Regions from separate parts of the Homo sapiens genome. Here region 1 is linked to region 2. The links are chromatin contacts, found by Hi-C or POLR2A ChIA-PET in ENCODE. All regions are on one chromosome and are shown on one strand. The core of a region is the stretch at or near the end of the contact, and the rest is flanking DNA. Distances in the headings are between cores, read along the strand shown.

The links. A loop is a pair of places that touch in the nucleus more often than their neighbours do. ChIA-PET counts read pairs that join two places held with the same protein, here RNA polymerase II (POLR2A). Pooled maps may share reads with other maps.
Region 1: a map of gastrocnemius medialis shows a loop between it and region 2 (2.7-fold over the local background). The contact joins two enhancer-like sites. A Hi-C loop is called at or near these places in 1 of 168 maps with a recorded cell type or tissue (gastrocnemius medialis) and 5 of 50 pooled maps. POLR2A ChIA-PET finds 5 or more read pairs at or near these places in 4 of 52 experiments (MCF 10A, WTC11, activated CD4-positive, alpha-beta T cell and 1 more).

What each region holds. Positions count from the first base shown.
Region 1 is chr20:21,321,740-21,328,235 of GRCh38, reverse strand. XRN2 (5'-3' exoribonuclease 2) reads right to left here. Exons shown (of 30, transcript NM_012255.5): 2 at 1,830-1,957; 3 at 1,635-1,746. Among named protein-coding and RNA genes, the nearest start is that of XRN2, 22 kb to the right of the region's middle. Within about 2 kb of position 4,420, at least 3 of the 41 ENCODE cell types and tissues checked have a DNase peak (open chromatin) inside an H3K27ac peak, as active enhancers do.
Region 2 is chr20:21,232,600-21,239,336 of GRCh38, reverse strand. KIZ (kizuna centrosomal protein) reads right to left here. Exons shown (of 13, transcript NM_018474.6): 11 at 6,507-6,603. Among named protein-coding and RNA genes, the nearest start is that of KIZ-AS1, 18 kb to the right of the region's middle. RefSeq lists an enhancer at 2,743-5,185. Within about 2 kb of position 4,321, at least 3 of the 41 ENCODE cell types and tissues checked have a DNase peak (open chromatin) inside an H3K27ac peak, as active enhancers do.

The DNA.
Region 1 (6,496 bases), core at 3,171-5,670, 89 kb before region 2:
GAAAGAAAGCTCACTTTACTCAAAAGACCCAGCCAACATCTGATGAGCAGTTACTACTGAACTAAGATCAGGAAGACATTCTCTATGTCCACACCTAAAAGGAAGAATGGTGTCCAAATGGGATCCACAATGTCTCATAAAAGCAACAGAAAACTATTTCTTTATGTGAAGAATCTCGGTGCACTTCTATTTCCCACAATAAGGTTTATAATTTTTCTGTCTTTTCAATAAGGCATAGCAGTTAGAAAGAAATAATGCCTTAACCAGAAGTACTTTTAAATCACTCTAACCAAATGCAATTTCAGTGGAAAAGCCCAAATAAAGTGAACTAGATTGTAAGATTTTCGAAGTTACTGAACTGAGTTTTGGGGTGGGAAGAAACTGTGAAATATCCTGTTTACATCTAAATGTAAGTTATTTAATATTCTCTTTAAACAATTCCCTTTTCTGTAGAATGAGACCATCTAATGAAGCCCTCTCAAGTACAAAGTTCTGTATCTACATTTATATATAAACAAAAAAATGTGTGTATAAACATGTACACACACATGCATATAAATGTGTACATATTTTATACTTGATGTAGCAGAAAGAACACACTGGAGTAAAGCTAAAGATTTCTTCAAAAAAAATTAGCTGAATATAAACTGAAATGTGCTCTAAACAAGACATATTCCTTTTCTTTTTACTCTTTACTCCATTCTAACTGCAACTTAGCAAGTTATCAGGTAGCTAAGGTTTTTCACTGAGTAAGACGAATCTCACAGAAAAGTTAATCTTCTTGGATTCAAAGTTCTCTGAATTTCCAAAATCATCCCATTAGCCGCTAGGATGCACTAAAATTAAAAGAATCTACTTGCAGATAGCTAAATAAATTTAGAGTTATATCTTACCTTACCCCCCTAATAGAGTTTGCTGGTCATTTATAAAAGGAGCTACTTGGTATTATTATCATAGGTCAGTAACTTACTCCTCTCAAATCATTTTCATGACTACTCATTGCCTATAGGATACAGTCCAAACTCCAGACGGTAAGGCTTTCTCAAGCTTTTGCTATACTTCCCTTCTCAATTCAAACCACCTGTAGTTGCCAAAACATGTCAGTGTGGTCAAAGGCACGGAAAGTGTGTTTACCTGCCACATTTGAGAAATCTGGAAGGTCCTCCCTCCCCAAACCCTGTCCCATCCATCTCCCACCACCACCCACCAATCTCCCAATTATTCTTCATTGTTAAAGAAATGGAACAAAAGTCACCTCTTCTCTATATCCTAACTTCCTTAGTAGCACTGACTTCCTCTTCCCTCAACACCCTGCATGTATTATCTAGTGCTTATAATGCCTATAAATAATTAAGCTCACCCATTTATCTATGCCTCCTTCCCTTTGACAGTAAGCCAAAAGTTCAAAAGCAAGGGCAGTCGCCAACATCCCCAGTATTTCACAGTACTGAGCACAAAATAAGCACAAAACACACACACAAAAAAACATCTGAATGAATGACTGAAGGATGAGGCTTTCTTTCTCAAGTTCATCACTGTCAACATTTTTCATTATTTAGCTGACTTTCATTCTAGACACTGGTAACACAGCAAAAAAAAACAAAATGGAGGCTTCTAATTATTTTAGCACTTACCACTCCATCTATTGCCATGTAGAGAAGTCTTCTTGGTCTTACAATACTGAAAAGTCTGTCAATGTACTCAAAAATTGCAACCATCATTTCATCTTCATTTTTTGGTGCTGGTCTATAATGACAACCAAACAATGTAATATAATATAATGTTTCCTCTGTGATTTGCTATATCAGTGACAAAAATGGGTTACGTACTTGTCTTCAGGATGAGTACAGGGATGGATGATTCCATTCATATCCAAATACAGATTATCAAACTCCACATCATTTGGATTAGGTTTACTGGCATCAACTGGAATCTTTACACCATTGCATTCTTTTGGCTATGAGGAAGTGATAATTAATAGTAGTTTGATTGTTCAAGTCTAAAAATGACAGATCCTAGGCTCAATATGAACTTGTGTTTCATTTCTGAACTGGAAATAAAACACTTCAAGTAACCTTTAAATTATAATAAGTTATTTTATTCCTTAAAGCAAACTGAAGCAGATATTTTATCTGTAGAAAGTGGATGGCTTCTAACACAAGTTATTTTTGACAATGTAGATGTTTAGAAAATTCACAAATCATTCAGGTTGTTCAAGTGAGAAATCATGGGAGTCATCTTAAAATTCATTTCCCTCACCACTCACATCAGTAAGTCCTGTCAAAGTAACGTAAAAAATGCTTACCTACTTCATCTCCTTTCATTCCCACCACCATGAACAACAAGAAGTTACCATCTCTAACCTAAAAGAGCACAACAACCTTCATCTAGTCTACCCCACCTCTAGACTCTCTGGTCTCCAGCTCACTTTCTGCATTGTCAGAGTTCTCTTTCTAAAACATAAAAGTGTACGTCCTTAATCTTACCTAATTTTTCTAATGATTCTCACAGCAGGTGTTTATCAATGAGCCTGGAGCCTTCCTAGTCTCCTATCCTGCCATACTATTGTTGAAGCCCACTCACTCTCTTGTAAGTTCCTGGAAAATGCCTTTTGATCTCTCAATGCCGTCACATGATGCTTCTTTCAGAACACCTTCTTCCTCCCTTGTCAACACCCACTTCCTGAAAAATTACTAATTTCCAGGGTCTACACTCAAATCAAATGTCACTCACTTTATAACACCTTGTACATATCTCCCAAGAAATTGTTCCTTCTGAATTTCCTCATAATTTTGCTTATTCACTTGTAGCACTTCCACTGTTTTACAGTTAGTCAATCTACCCCAGCTACATTGAGTTCCTCAAAAGATAAGGGCTTACTCACTGCCAGAGATACTCAATTATGTTTTTGTAAATGTTACTTCCTTTGTTTTTCTCTTCCAGAGCCTCAGCAAGAGATTAAGACTATGAGATCTAATTTTTACTATTAACAATAAAAGTCACTTAAAAAAATAACAGTTCCTCAAGCACATATAAAGCATCACTTGTAACAGCAAAAACTGTAAGCAATTTAAAAGCCCATCATGTACATACTACATCATGGATGAAGCTCAAAAACATTAGGTTAAGTGAAAGAAGCCAGTCATGAAGTACCAAGTACTATACAATCCCATTTATATGAAAAGTCTAAAATAGACATGTTTGCAAATATAAAAAGTAGATTAATGGTTGCTTCAGGTGAGGGTGGAGACAGGGGAGGGAGATGGGTAGCAACTGCTAATTACTTTTGAGAATGAAGACCCTCTAAAATCAGATAATAGTGATGATTGCACAGCTCTGTAAATATACTAAAAACCACTGAATCATACACTTTCAGCAGGTCAATTTCATGATACACAAATTATATCTCAATAAAGCTGTTAGAAATAGAAATTTAAAATCAGGTATGGTGGTATGTGCGGGTAGTCTCAGCTACTTCGGAAGCTGAGGTGAGAGGATTGCTTGAGGCCAGGAGTTCAAGGCTGCCGTGAGCTATGATCACACCACTGTATGCCAGCCTGGGCGACAGAGTAAGATCTCATCTCTTAAACAAGTAAACAGATCAACTTAGAGGAAAGGAAACAAGCCCATCAGGAAAAGAATAAGCTCATATAACATCCATATACTTGTGAGATGCAAGTGAGATTGGAAGAGCTAGAGCTAGATGGTCACAAACATACTAGGCCAAAAAAAAAAAAAGAACATATACAGTATACCACTTACAGAAAGTTATGAATAAATAAAACAGCATTCAATATTGCTCAGGGACGAATACATATGCAATGAAAGCATGGTGAAAAGCAAAGGAATGATAAACACCAACTTCAGGATATTGACTGTCTTTGAGAAGGAATCACGGGAATGCAACTGGGCTTCAAGTTGCACTTAGAATTGGAGGGAAAGAATAACAAAAGGGATTTAAGGCAGAACAGAGAAGAAGCTACTAGACAATCTTCTGTACATACATGCTGTGAATCAAGAAAAAAAGGCTTGATCAGGAACAGTGAGTGGAATAAGTGGTAAAGAAAAAAGCAGGTCAATTCTTGGGGGGGTGGGTGGAGTCTATAGAAAAAGATAATTTGATGACCCCAAAATTAAAACAAACTCTATGATGGCAAGAGGCTCTCTGCCTCTTCATCTAACCTCTACACCCCAAAGTCCACATCCACCTTCATCCTGTCCAACGGCCCACCACACTCAGGAAAATCAAAACTCATTCTTTGTGCCCTCCAGGAAAAAAATCAGTAAATATTTCAGACCTGCTGGCCATATGATCTCAGCTGCAACAACTAATATCTGCCTTTGAAGAGTGAAAGCAACCATAAACAACACAACATGAATGGACATGGCTGTATTCCAATAAAACCTGACTCACAAAAACAGGACGTCACCAGCAGGCTAATCCCTGCCCTAGTGCCTAGCACAAGAAAAGGCACAGCTCTTCATATGGAGTGGAGCTACATGAGAATTTCTACTTCTACTACCTAGGAAAAAAAATAAAGTACGGAGTAGGTGGGTCCTAATTTTGAGAAAAGAGCTCCAGGTATTCCCAGTAAGAAAACTGAATATATTTTCCCCTCAAGAGTACTGTAGACATGTCCAACACACTTATTATGTAACTTTAGAATTCCTTTCATCAAGAGAAGACTCTGATGCTCAACAAAGAACTGACTCCTCAAGAACCTTGTCCAATGCTATACCAACACGTTTCCTGTTCAGTTAAAGAGAGATCCTTAATCAAAGGGCAGCTAAAAGGAGAGCCACTCTGAACCCTAAAACCAATGTATTTCAAGTAATGACTTTTAATTATTTTTTGGATTCCCCAGATGACAGACTGAACACACACTGCAGTCTTCCCTTTCTACCCCAAGACCACATGAAAGACCAAACAAACAAACAAACAAATCTACTGTATAACTACGGCGGAAAACCAGAATTTGTGGCTGAGAAATGATGAGTGATACCTAAAATATGGGCAACCAATAGCCCTAACTGAAGATGGAGTGCAGTACCTCCAACATGTGAGAAGAGATATGCTGCCAAAGGTGGGCTAACACAAGAGGGCTCTAGGCCCAGAGAGGAGGCTCAAGGGACAGCTTCTGGATGATTCATCAGCGCCAGTCACAGCAACAGCCAGATGGGTCAACTCCTGCCCTCTCCTCTCCCTTCACCCACCCAGGTCCCATGTGAACCAGGCAACTTGAGACAGAAGCTCCCAGAGAATGTGAAGGCTTAGGTTAGAAAGGCAGTGCAGTGCCCTGGCTGAGTAACAATGCCTAGGAAGGAACAGAGAGCACCCCTACCAGAAGGCTGGCAGTCAAGGTAGCTCTGCCTAGTAGGAAGCCTGCTCCTTCGTGACTTCATGGATAAAGCAGGGGATATATTTATTCCAAATAGGCAGTTGGGATATCATTATATTTGTGCATGAAAATGCCAAGAAATCAAGATAAAGAAGGTATTTAAAGAAGTAAAGATAATACAAATATACAAATAATGTTTGTATAAATATACATTACACAGGTTTTGAAGTATATCCCTAAAATGAATTTCATGCCAACCCACTGTTCCAGTCAACCTTATGAGGAGAAACCACCACCAATAGCTCAGTAGATGCATTGTTTTTGTTTAAACCTACAAAGGATTTAACAGGAACATTAGAAAAACCATGAATCATGTCTGAGGTTCCAGGGCAACAGGAGTATCCCACTGATGGAAGTCATATGCCAAACCATACAACTCAGTTTCAGATTTCCCTTAAAGAAGCTTGGAACTATGAAAAGAAATTCAAACCATGGGTGATATTTTAGAGAGAAATGGCCAAAGGGCTAATGAAAAATTGAAATTACAGTATTTTGGCTTAAAAATTCAACCTATAATAAGACAATTTTAACACTTATGGGTGATTAGTATTTTTTCAAGTTGTACGTGTGTTAGATCTTCATTTTTATACGACGTTAGTGAATGAGGACTAATAATTACCACTAGCATTTACGGAGCACTTAACGTGATAAGCACTGTTACAAGGGCTTTTACTCATGGATTATTCCATTCTATCCTCACAACAACCTTGTGAGGTCTGGAGTATCCCACTTACAATTAAGAACACAAATGCTTAGAGAGGTTAAGTGGCTTTTCCAAAGTCACACTACTATAGATTCAGGAACTAGGATTTAAAACCATGACTCAGAGATGGTACCTTAACCAGTATGTTAGACTAATTAATTGTAATTTCACTAGATTCAAAGTGATGTGTACCAAGGTCTATATCAGGTACTACAGAGGATACAAAATAGGCAAGGTGTGTGACATTGATCATCATTTGCTAAATAAAGTCTTATCAGAAGATTTTATTCTAACATGACAGCATGAAGAGCTTCAACGACCTGCTCCCCAGTGAAACTGGTAAATATTACTTTTAAAACAAAAACATTTAAAGCCTTTGGAAATGATCCTGAGG
Region 2 (6,737 bases), core at 3,072-5,571:
CCTGAGAAGCAGTAAAACAGTAGGGCAGGGAGAACCCTGCCACAGCATGTGCCTGGCTATGTGAGCTGCTTTCAGAAGCTGAGACAGAATCAGCTCTGGGGCCAGAAAGACTCTGCTCACTGCATGATCCTGGGCAAGTTCCCTACCTCTCCAAGCACCAGTTTTCTTGTCTGTAGAATGGGGACAGTAATGCCTTCCTGGAAGTGTTCTGATAAATTTACAGACAATCCTGTGTGACAGCCTGCAGACAGCAGACTTCAGTAAGCAGTGCCACTGCACTGTCAGCACATTTGGATCAACAAAAGCATGTACTCAGTTTGCTGATGTGCAGCCGTGGGTTCTAAGTGGAAGTGATGAGTACTTAGGCACAGGGGTCAAGGAATGGGAGGTTTGGGGACAGATGGAGGGAAGGCAGGCCTGAGATGCGTGAAGTTTCTTCCTCGAGGAACCTGATGAGTGGGTGCCCTTGAAATGGGAAGAGACAGGGAAACTGCCTCAGCCAGGCCTTCCAAGAGCAGGGGCAGAGCAAGGCATCGGACTCTGTGCTGGGGCTGCAGCAGCAAACAAGACAGACTCGCTCGATGCCCTTGAGGTGCCCACGCTCCGGTGAGGAGACTGACACCAGAATAAACACCATGAAATTGGCTGAAAAGGCAACAGTGGGGTTGGCTGAGAACTGATGACAGTGGAACTGTGGGATGACATTCCAGGCCTCCAGCATGTGCCAAGAGCTCTCATCAAGGTCAGGGCCCGAAGCCAGACACCTTTCCATCAGCAGACAAGACAGCAGCCAGGAAAGAACCCCAGTGAGGCTCTCTGCAAGTGTGTTCACCCAGGTCCTGCTTCCTGAAACTGGGGATGCATGAGCAGAGGGCATATTCACAGTCATTACCAGTCTCCCTTTGAAAATGTATGTGTCCACACACACATTCACACACACACACACTCTCTCACACACTCACACCCTCTCACACACACACACACTCTCTCTCTCTCTCTCTCACACCCTTATGCAGATAACTGTACGAAATGCATGATTCCCTGCAGCTCAAGTACATGATGCCATACAGAAGTGAGGGAACTTGTACAAACTGACTTTTATTTAAAAAAAAAAAAAACAAACTAGAGTGAATGGTGGAGCTATATATCCATGCTTACTCACTCAGGAAGCACAATGACTATCCAGCACTGGTGATTAAGAAACCTGCCGCTGGGCATGGTGGCTCGCCTATAATCCCAGCACTTTGGGAGGCCGAGGAGAGTGGATCACCTGAGCTCAGGAGTTCAAGACCAGCCTGGGCAACATGGCGAAACATCATCTCTACCAAAACCACAAAAAATTAGCCAGGCATGGTGGCATGTGCCTGTGGTCTCAGCTACTTGGGAGGCTGAGGTGGGAGGGTTGCTTGAGCCTGGGAGGCAAAGGTTGCAGTGAGCGGAGATCGTGTCACTGTACTCCAGCCTGGGTGACAGAGCGAGACCCTGTCTCTAAATAAATAAATAAATGAAACGAAGCCTGCCCCACTGCGGGAGGGAGGGTACTGGGAAATGGCTTCTAGCCCTGACTACAGATGATAACAGAAATAGCTAGGGGGACCACAGGAAGGGCATGCTGTGCAGCCAGGTCTCCGCTTAGGAAACGTTCAGAAGGTTAAGCCTTGAAAAATCTAGAAGGCCTTAACCAGGTAAAAGAGTGGGGCAAGAGCATTCCAATAAAATCCAGGGACATGAAATAGTGGGTCATACGCGGGCATGACATGCGGTCTGGTTGTTAACTGTTCTTCAGCAGGGGGACAAGGGGAGCTGGCTGGGAAGGGTGTGCAGTGTGCAGACTACCCGTGCTTGACAGAGGTGCAGGCAACAAGGGTCTCCTGAGAGGTGTGTGGCAGCAGAGGTGGGTGTCAGATACTCATTCCTGGCCCAGGGCGGGAGCAGGGGGTGGAATTTGGAGGAAAGAACAGAGGGAAAACCTAATGTTAGTAACACATTGACTCGATTTCATGGTCAATATCTATTTTTTTTTTTTTTTTTTTTTGAGACGGAGTTTTGTTCTGTCACCCAGGCTGGAGTGTAGTGGCACGATCTCGATGCACTGCAACCTCTGCCTCCTGGGTTCAAACGATTCTCCTGCCTCAGCCTCCCGAGTGGCTGGGATTATAGGCGCCTGCCACCATGTCTAGCTAATTTTTGTACTTTTAATAGAGATAGGGTTTTGCCATGTTGGCCATGCTGGTCTCGAACTCCTGACTGCAGGCGGTCCACCCACCTTGGCCTCCCAAAGTACTGGGATTACAGGTGTGAGCCACCGCACCCAGCCATCATTTTTTTTTTTTTTTTTTTAAACAGAGTCTTGCTCCATTGCCCAGATGAGTGCATTGGTGCAATTTCAGCTCACTGCAAGTTCTGCCTCCCAGGTTTATGCGATTCTCCTGCCTCATCCTCCCAAGTAGCTGGGATTACAGGTGCACACCACCACACCTGGCTAATTTTTTTTGTATTTTTAGTAAAGATAGGGATATTCACCATGTTGGCCAGGCTGGTCTTGAACTCCTGACCTCAAGTGATCTGCCTGCCTCGGCCTCCCAAAGTGCTGGGATTACAGGCATGAGCCACTGCGCCTGGCCTGTCATATCATTTTTTTAAAAAAAGAAAAAATAGCCATGGCCCATTAACAAATATACCCAAGTTATTGTGACTCTGAGGCCTCACCAATTGAGTGTGGCAATGAGACTCAGAGGGTCCTGCCAGGAGCACTGTCTATGATGTCCAGGATAAGGAGGAATGGCTCCCGGCAGCAGGAAGTATCCTTCCAGTTCTGGAGTCTTATTAGAAGGCTGAAAATAGCTAATTTATTATAAGACATAGTCTTTAGACTCCAAATTCTAAAATTTGTAATAATTTTTGACTGCTAGTGGAAATCAGTATTACAATTTCTAAAGGAGCAATTTCAGCTTGAACGTTCCTCAAAACAGACATATGTTTCTGAAAAACAGAAGGCAAAAAATAATCCAGAAAGAAAAAAATCCCAATGACTATGCCAACAAATCTCTGTAAACACTAATTTTAGGTTTTAAAGGCCTACCAGTAATTTAACAAAGTCTGAGCGCCCCCTGATGGTTAATCGGGGTTCCTACAGAAGATGCCACTTTCAGCTGCCTGAGGTCAACTTAACTTTTTCTCTTCAAATAATCAAGCGATTGTTCTTATTTGCTTTGTGCAGAAAAAACAACGTATGTAGGCTTGTGATAAGAAACGTGACATATTTAGGAAGCTGCTAATTCAGTGGAATTTAAGAATGGAGATGTGCCAAACCCAAGACAGAGAAGAGTGCTTTTATATAAGAACCTAAAGGACTTTCAGGAAAAACTCATTTTTATTTCACTGGACTATTGGTTCCTTATAATCTTTATGTTATCCTGGGGAAAATGGCACAGTGACCAGGCAAAGACAGAAAATGCCACCGCCATCAGAGCATCAGCTGCAGGCTGGCGCCCTCCACTGGCCGCTCTGGTGGCTGCAAGGCTGGCACAGAATGCCACCCACGGTGGCCCTGCCAGGGTACAGTGGCGGGGTGACTTCTGCTACCTTTCCCCCAGGCAATTATGTTGCAAGCACACACCCTTTCCTTTTGGTAAAACATTATCTGGTCCAACCAGTAAGCTGAAGTTACAAGGCAGGAACCAGTAAGCTAAGGGCAGGCTTTTAAAATATACTCTCCATTGAACAAATGGATCCGGGAGAGTGAAAACCGCTTGCTGGGGAAGGTAAAGCGAGACAATGTTTGCAGAGGAGAGGAAGCTCTGGCATGCACCCCTGAACAAAAGGGAACAAGTGGTCTTTACTTGGAGAACGGCTTCCTATTAGGACTCACTCCTTCGTACATTATGCTTTTCATCCCCACTCAACCACAAAATGATTTTGCTGAAGCAAATACAATGGTAGAAAAAGATTTACACTGAAAGAATCTTTAATAATAAACTGTTGCCAATCTGCCTACTTGCCCGTGATTTATAATACAATAAACATCGGATTCTATTACGGCTCATGCACTGAAGCTGCTGCTCTGAAAAACGGAATATGAAAGCACCCGAACCCCACCACCATCACAATGAAATGAGCATGTATAAATGTGCTAAGAGTATCTCTTTGCATCTTTTATAGCTTGTGTGTATTAATCTGTAACGCTTATTAAGAAAGTCATTGCTATGCAAAGCAGCACCCAATCCCTTTCTCTGGCTTTTCAACAGGAGTGCACTGTTTAGCCAATAGGACGGACCCTCTGGCCCTCATTCTGCATTCATCACAGGCAACATTTGCACAATGTATCTCTCAAAGGCGGCTGAAAAGAAGGCCTTAATACTCATGTAAACAACTGCAAACCAATTACTTAATGAATCAGGCCCACACATAATGAGGTGCAGACAAAGAGCTATAAATGCATTTTTGCGCCCAAGCCGCTGCTTTAAAGTAAAATCCCTCAGCTGTAGTTTGGGCTTAACTAGCACATCATAATTATTGTCTCTAGGACATCAGAGGAAGCCATTTTTTTTTTTTTTTTTTTTTAGGTCCAGTGGGTTTTTTTTTTTTCTTTTTTTGAGGTTGCTCATCAGCTCACTGACAAAATAGAGCAAAGAAGAATTTTAAAAGTGCTACAGCAGCACTGCACTGTTATGTTTATTCTCAAGTACCGGGTTTCGAGACCACTTGTAAAAGCAATAAAGCACAAGGAGTGACTGCAGTAAGTGGGATCCTTAAATGTAAGCCTCTAAGAAATTTCAGTGAATCCAGCACAAACAGCAAAACTGGAGCTCTCCAAAGCCCAGGGTGGCATATGAACAACACCAAGCCCAGCACAAGAACCAAACCGTGACAAACAGCACGCCAAACCCACGCACTCTGGACCCAGACCTTTTCATCACTGGATTATTATCAAGTGCCTAGAACCAAGAGTTCCTTCAAGGCCTTTTTGTGTGGTTTTTTTTTTTGTTTTCTTAAAGGGGATGATGAGATTACTTGTAATTTATTAGGAAATTAATTTCATACGGAAACGATACTAATAACAAAATACCTCTGTCTCAATTTGAAGGAGGAAAATGCTTGATTTTAGTTTAGTAAAATATAGACAAGATGTGAAATTATTAGACTGAGAAATGTTTTACAAAATCCAATTGCTTTCTCAATGTCTTTAAAAATTTCCCAAAGAACCTACGTAAAGACTGTTTAGGAAGAAGTGAGTTTTTTAGTGCCTCTATATATTATTAAGCCAAATGGTAACATTCGGCCCTGAAAATTATCTGTAGAATTTACTGTCTTTTAAACTTTCTTTTAGGAGACCTAGAACTTGAATTTATAATACAATCATAATAACATAATACTTTAACACTCTTCCTGTCCCATTTACCTCCCACTTCCTTCAAAAATATGGACGAAAACTCAGGCATTAAAAATAATAACTTCTGAAAATTAAATGAGTTATTTCTCTAAAACTTAACTTGTCAAGTTTCTAAAACTTATAATTTTAGAAATTCAATCTCATTTTAATATACTCCAGGTTCTAAAAACATTGTATTGTTTATAAAATATGAATAAAAATAGGATTTTTTTCATTTAAAAAATTCAGCATTTCTGGTTCAAATCATTTTCTCTTATGGAACATTATATGTTATACTAGAAATGTAAAGTTCCTGTTCTAAAATTTCATCAGAGACAAGCAGTTAATTCAAATGTAATATAATCATCTGAAGGACACCTTTTTACTGAGCAATGCTGTTCCAAAAGGAAAGTTGCTATGCCATTTTAAACAATATTTAGCTCAAAGCAAAAGAGTAGGGTATTTCATCAGGTGATGGCTTATATTCCCATCTATAAATTCTAAGTGACCTGAAGCTACTGTGATTAGTATTTTATGTTAATGACAAATTCAGCACACAACTCTCTTATCACAGCTCAAAAAACCTACAAGAAGCGAGTGCTACAGTTTGACAAATGTGAAAAGATAAATTTTGTTCTTTATGGAAAATAAGCAAGAAAGTATTAGAAAAGGAAAGAATAACCTAGCCTAAACACTTGGTTAAAAAAAAAGAGGAAAATAAAAATGAATATCCAGCAATTACTAGTTTATATATTAGCCATCACAAAAAGAAGAAACATGCCACTTTATTTCTTTTAAGGCCTGATGTTTTCTCTCTGCCCTTTTTCTGACAACCTCCATTGTGTGGTCTCTAAGCAGTCCTACTGCGAGCAGCTGTAGACGCTAATTTGTGGTTCACTGAGGTGTCAATTGAGTCTTAAACCAAGGAAACAACAGCTGCAAAACAATACTTGGCTCTGGTGCAAATATTTTCAAAGGTAGACTAAAGTTTCAACTGTTATTTTAGATAAACAAAAACCCAAACCATAACCCTCCAAGTCATACAACAAAATAATACGCAGCCAGAGTTTAATTCATTGCGCTGTGACATTTCTCATCTTGTTGCTGCTATTCAGAAAGGCTTTCACAACTTTACCTTGACAAAGGACTTCCTTCACTAGATGAAAAACTAGCTTCCGAAGCAATTTTGTTAGCTGTCTTTGTCTCGAATGCACCGCTGCCAATATTCAAACCTGTGATAAGCGTAAACATGGAGAGTGAGGGTTAGCTGTCATGCAGCCATGGGACAAAATGAATAAAGTGGCCTCACAGTAAGTTTGGTGAAACAAACGCCAACAGAGGAAGATGCTGTTCAAGCCACAGAAGG